Regions from separate parts of the Mus musculus genome. Here region 1 is linked to region 2. The links are chromatin loops, found by intact Hi-C in ENCODE. Cell type or tissue: gastrocnemius. All regions are shown on one strand. Each heading gives the region's core, and the rest is flanking DNA. Links, peaks and the distances in the headings are about the cores only. Region 1 overlaps Gm30983 (a long non-coding RNA gene). Region 2 overlaps Xdh (xanthine dehydrogenase).

Evidence for each region. Peaks named below come from ENCODE experiments on the same cell type or tissue, not always from the same donor. Only the 100,000 strongest peaks of a DNase experiment are listed, where the experiment ranks them.
Region 1: a loop joins it to region 2, with 2.0 times the contacts of the local background. A loop is called at or near these places in 3 of 42 quality-filtered maps.

Annotation. Positions count from the first base shown.
Region 1 is chr17:73,969,102-73,972,017 of GRCm38, forward strand. All of the region lies in intron 5 of Gm30983 (a long non-coding RNA gene), which reads right to left. Among named protein-coding and RNA genes, the nearest start is that of Gm30983, 13 kb to the right of the region's middle. In gastrocnemius, for the core only: a CTCF peak has its summit at 1,445; a DNase peak (open chromatin) is centred at 1,378; H3K27ac peaks cover 2,500 bases.
Region 2 is chr17:73,890,639-73,893,554 of GRCm38, forward strand. Xdh (xanthine dehydrogenase) reads right to left here. Exons shown (of 36, transcript NM_011723.3): 33 at 2,081-2,146; 34 at 473-661. Among named protein-coding and RNA genes, the nearest start is that of Xdh, 58 kb to the right of the region's middle. In gastrocnemius, for the core only: a CTCF peak has its summit at 1,138 (motif pointing right); a DNase peak (open chromatin) is centred at 1,182.

The sequences.
Region 1 (2,916 bases), core at 201-2,700, 79 kb after region 2:
ATGGGAGCCATTTTTATAAAATGTTAGCCAAGAATCTAGCTTCCATTCTGTCTGTGTCCTGAAAAAAAATCTAAGTAAATCTAAACTTGAAGAGGGCAGAACAGTTTTTGGTAGGGAAAGACTCAGTATGGACTTATGCTAAAGAGACAGGCAGAATTATTATTTTTTTTTTAAGAAATCCAGTCCCATTGTAGGGGAGCCTCTCATGTTACACTGGGGGGACAGGAAAGTGTTTCCTCAGGATCACCACACAGAAAGTGATGTCTCCGAGATCCAAGGAGGCTGCGGTACACCTCAAGGTAAAAACAGAATTAAGCAATGTAAGAGTTAGCCGCTTGGTACTGGTTTGTAAATCATAGAATACAGAAGTCAGGTGTTGCTTGAAGAACAGTTGAGGCCAGGAAACTTTGACAAGATTGGAATCCCCCCCCCCCAAAAAAGAGCCTCAAAGGCTCTCACATGAAACTGTGACTGCAAAGCCTAAGCTGTAATAAGACCCCAGAATACTGTAGATGCCAGGACTGGGGAATGGCCACCAAGGAGAACTATAGGTACGGAGTGGAGCTGACTTAATCCTAAAAGAAAATATCCATCGGATATAGGGAGCAGAGCTGGAAGGGTGAAGCTGCCCAGGCCCTTAGGGTTCTGAGAGATTTTATTGTTAGCCCCAGATACTGATCACCAAAGCCACAAAATTTGTTGTTCTCCCTACAAAATTTTGGAGTTGCTTTGGTATGAGTGTTCATTTGCTATACCCTGTTCTTCCCTTCTGGAATGAGAGTCTTGATTCTGTGCCATCATATGTTGAAAGTATTTAAATTATTTTGATGTGATAGGATTTCAAATAAAAGGATTTGGACTTTTAAAGTGTTATACTTGTTAAAGACTATGGGAACACTCACGGTAGGACTCCATTTTTTACGATGAGATAGCTTACGAACAAGGAATTAAAGGTTATGGCTTCGAGTAATGTGTTTTTGTATCAAGTTGGCAAGGGGTGGAGTTATGATGATGATTTTTAATTGTCTGTGTAACAATTAAAAGGAAAAGTAAGAACTATTATTTCCCACACTTCAGGCCTGAGCTTGATAGAATCCTATATTTTTGAAAACACTAGTTTCTCTTTTAAAATGTCTCCACAATGCCTCCTCCTCTCCCTCCTCCTCCTCCTCTTCCACCTCGTCACCATCTTCTCTCTCTCTCTCTCTCTCTTTCTCTCTCTCTCCTTCTCTCTCTTTCTCTCTCTTAAAGAAATGGGTTTCACTGTGATATTTTCAAGCAATTATATTATTATACTTTGTGTTTATAACTGAGTGGCTCACAGAGGCACTGGCAACAACTCAGTACAGAGATGCAGCCAGCACTGGATTTGAGCCAGGGGGAAGAATCGAGGAGGAAACCCTCAGAGCTGCAAAAACAAAGCAGCCACTGCCCTCAACAGGAATCTGGGGACAAGGAAGTGAGTTCCACTAAAAATAGACTCACTCACCAGAAGTGCTGGTTTAAGAGAAACCGCTTTCCAGAAAGGGTTGGGCCCTGTGGGTGTTAGTCAGGGTTCATGACTCCATCCAAATGATGATTGGTGGAACACTCCTAAAGGGGGTTGGGAACAGAAGTCACTAATGGAAATGGGGTGGGCTAGAAATTATGTGCACAGGGATAAAAACTGGACATGTGAGAAATTGGTCCAGCTAGAGGATGAGGAAGGCAGCAGATGGGACCTTGCCCACTGCTGTGGCCTACTGGTCTCTTGTTGCATGATTCCAGATTGTCTGCCCCAGAATTTGTGAGTCATTTGTGGGGAGAAAAAAAAATGGTCATTTTGAGAATGGTTAAAACCAAGGGCTGGTCCACCCATCTCCATCAAAAGCCTCAGAGAGTAGTACAACGCTTCCCACTTCCCAGCCTGGAGGAGCTACTGTATCTGCAGGAGAGTGACCCCTTCCCCTTTCCAAAACCCTTCTGCTTCCCCTTGTCCCTCTAGGAACACAAAAGTTCCCTCCTGTGGACAGAAGGTATGAAATCTGTCAGTGACTTTCACACTTGTAGAATGAGTTGGTACATCCCTCCTCAAGTCCAGCTCCCCAGAGCCTAAGAACAAGACGAGGGAATCAGATATCACCGCCACCAAGTAGCTAATTAGCATATTATAATTTAAAGCATCAGTTTCACATGCCCAGCACCCTCCCTCTACTTCACTAAGGACCTGCAGCTCTGCCTCCTTTTGGCTACCATCCATGGATGAGAAGGGGAATGAACGGGGGTGGGAGGGGAATGAAGAGAGGATTGTATACAGGATGGGTAGACACTATTCTGGAAAAACAGAACTCAGATAGGCTATTCGTGTTCCTACCAGGAGCTCCTCATAGACAGCTGTCATGAGTCCTGAAAGGCCCAGTACAGGCACCAGCTGAGAATTAGTCACCCACAAAGTTGACGGGCTAGCTTAAGAACAGACTCTGTGACGGCAGGCTGGAGCAAGAAGTGGCACTGTCTGATCTGTGAGGGCCAGTGGGTGCCTTAGCATGCTCCCTAATTATGATGTTCTTGCTGTCTTGAGAAAGAGACAATTAGTTCTAGAAAGAGCTCTGGGGAGAAGAGTCTTGCAGCTGGTTTAACCTCTGCTGGAGCACCCTAGTATTTAGGCAGATGTTAGGTGATGGCTGTGGGTATCTGAGGAGACTCCCTAGCTTGGTCTTATGGGCAGGGCTAGTGCCTTGAATGATGCACGTCCCTTGCAGGCATTTGTATCCTGCTACAGTCTCTCATGGTAGATTGGAAGTCAAAAGGCGGGGGAAACACTTGCTACCATGATTCCCACAACTTGCCCCCATCATCCTTGTAAGAAGCAATTCTTGCCACAAAGAAACTATTTTCAAGAGACTTGGAGGGGGGAAATATCCTCTTATTAGCAGG
Region 2 (2,916 bases), core at 146-2,645:
AAGCTCTCTGTGCACAATTCCCCAGGCTTGTTAGCAAGGCTTTAAGGTTGGATCTCAATAACCAGCGGGGATGACAGGATGGATTGGAAGACACTCCCCTCCTCTGCAGCGAAATTGCATATTCTCACAAGAACATAGAGGTGCCGTATCTATGAAATCATCTCTGAGGATCAAGGACCGTGATTGTATGACAGAGAGCAGCATAGATCAGACTTTGATCCATAGGATTTGCTTAAGAAATCTCTCTGAGGCTCCCTATAGGAGCCAGCTTCAGCCAATATGATCAAGATGTGTTCTCCTGAGCCCGATTCCTTTGGTTCTCAGCTCTGCTGCCTTACCAAGGTCAGTGCCAATCCCCTTCCTTCTTTTGGAGGGATCCCTGGCAGACCCACTAGGCAGGTGACTGAAACTCCTTCTCCCCTGCAGTGGTCTCCCTTCCTAAAGTTTAGAAGGCAGCACAGAGCCACCGTACCTTGGATGCATAGATGGCCCTCTTGTTGGGGCAGTCGCGGAGCAGGGATACTCTGAACTCAATGGGGATGCTGCCAAATGCAGGGATCTTGTAGGTACTGGGGCCACGAGTGTGCAGGCTCCCCTCGGGAGAGTAGTGCAGCTCCTCCATGGTGAAAAGACCAAGACCCTGGACAAATGCCCCTTCTACCTGCAGGACAGAAGGTTATCATGGTTACCACCTCCCCTCCAGTCCCCAGGACAGATACTGATGACTACCATGGATGTAAAACCTGACCTAGAGTGGGACCTGGAAGGGGCCAGTTCCTACCTGGCTCTTGCCACAGGACCAAGGCCTCCCTATTGGATTGTCACTGAACTTGGTCTCAAGCAGAGCATCCCTCTGTTCAGAATGTGTCGGCAGAGTGGTAGATACCATTTCTCACTAAAACCTGCCACTGTGCGGATGGAGATGTTGTCTCCGTCTCGACACTAGTGATCCAACACCAGGACACAAGCTCATGGGAGGGATTTCATTTCTGGAGTAGTCAATCCTTTGAAATTTACCTCCAGCCTCATTGGGTTCCCACCCTTGTCTGTCCTGCTATGACTTACAGATCTAGAGCATCCACTACACTATGTTGGTCCCCATCCGTTCTCCCATCCCTACTCAGAAGAGTGATATGTGGCACTGCCAGAGCTGAACAAACACAAGAGGGCACTGTTGATAATCTTTGTATCCATAGTACTTGATGCAATGCCTGCCTACAGAGGGCATTCCCCAAGCAGACCAACTGAGTGTGTGTGTGTGTGTGTGTGTGTGTGTGTGTGTGTGTGTGTGTGTTGACTAAAGAGTAGATTAGCCTTTTGTATATTTTCCAAGTGTACTCATATTTTCTACCAGATGCATCTGTCTCAAATTGTGACTCCTCCCTCTCGTCTTCTCCAGCTTGACCTATTCTATGAATCCCATATTTGGGATATTCATAGAAAAATGGTTTTCATTTGGGAAGTTCTTTTCCTACTCATGGTTGAGCTCACGCCTTTTGGCGGATCCCTCTACCACCCCAGTCTTGTTACCATTTTCGTCCTAGAGAGTAGTTTATCTAATCGCTGGGTCAGTGGGCAATGGGGAGGCAGCCAGTTCTTCTGAGCTCAGACCCTACTGCTTAAGCATCAATACCAGTCTCTATTGCCCTTCCCCACTGTGCTTATTCCCAGGTACTCGAATACTCCCCTCCCTTCCCTCCTCTCCCTTCCTTCTATCCCTCCTCTCTTACTCCCTCCCCCTTTGTCCTCTGTGTGTGTGTATATGTGTGTACAAGTGTGTGTGTGTGTGTGTGTGTTACATGTGAGCATCCAATGGTTCCTCACACACTATACTGGTGCCTGGGGCATGTGGCTTCCCTTTCCAGGTTAATCTATGTTTATTTGTTTTCTGCATTGAGAGTTGGATGGATGATCATCAACCTAACTCTTACTCAAAATGAGGTTCCCCAAGTACTATGCTCTGGCCTGCTTAAAAACAATGACATGTTGTGTAGCTGTTGATCTTCAGTTATCAGGGTGGGGATGGGCACATTGCTGGCCTATTTATTCTGTTACCACCCTGATCTCCCATACACCTTACCTGTCCGATATCAATGGCAGGATTCAAGCTGGAACCAACATCCATGACGATATCTGTACGGAGATTCTGTGGATGGAAGATAGTTTGAGAAGAATAGAATACCTGAAATCCCACAGTGTGCTTTGATAACTCCTAGATTGTAAATCCCAATTCAAATACCATGTTCACAAGCACAAAGCCCTAAGCAGGTGGACACAGGGATCCCCACCACATATGGATGGCCATATCAAAGCTGACATTTGAGATCTTAGCAACCGAGTTAAATGCAGATCAGAGCTGATCTCGCCACACATCCACAAATGAGTGGTAAGAGAAGGTCTCCAGGGACTAGGGCTTTGAACCTGAGTCTGGGCAGATCTGCGAGAAATCAGTCAATAAAGTATATTGTGGCTGAATCCAAAGCATGCTTGGTTAATAGAGCCTGTAAGATAATAGCCACATTATTAAATAGCTGAGGGGCTGAGGATATAATTTAGCTGGTTGAGTTCTGGCCTTGTATGCATGAGTCCCTGGGTTTACTCGCCCAAATAAGAAAAAAAATCTAAAAATAAATGACTGAAAAAAATATAGGAAGAAGATACTTGTGGCACAGAAAAAAAAAACTATCTTCAGTTTAAACTTCAGTGGGCGGAAGTAGTCGTTTATGGAGCAGAGTCCCACACCATCCCACACGGCGGCTTTCACCACACCAACAGTCAAATGCTGACGCAGAAACTATGAGGCTCGTGGTTTAAGGTATGTGCTCTGTGGCCTTCATGGAGCAATCCCCTGCCTCTGACGTAAAGCTTATTTCCTAACCAGAGAGCAGGCCTGGGCCAGCCATTCAGATTGCAATC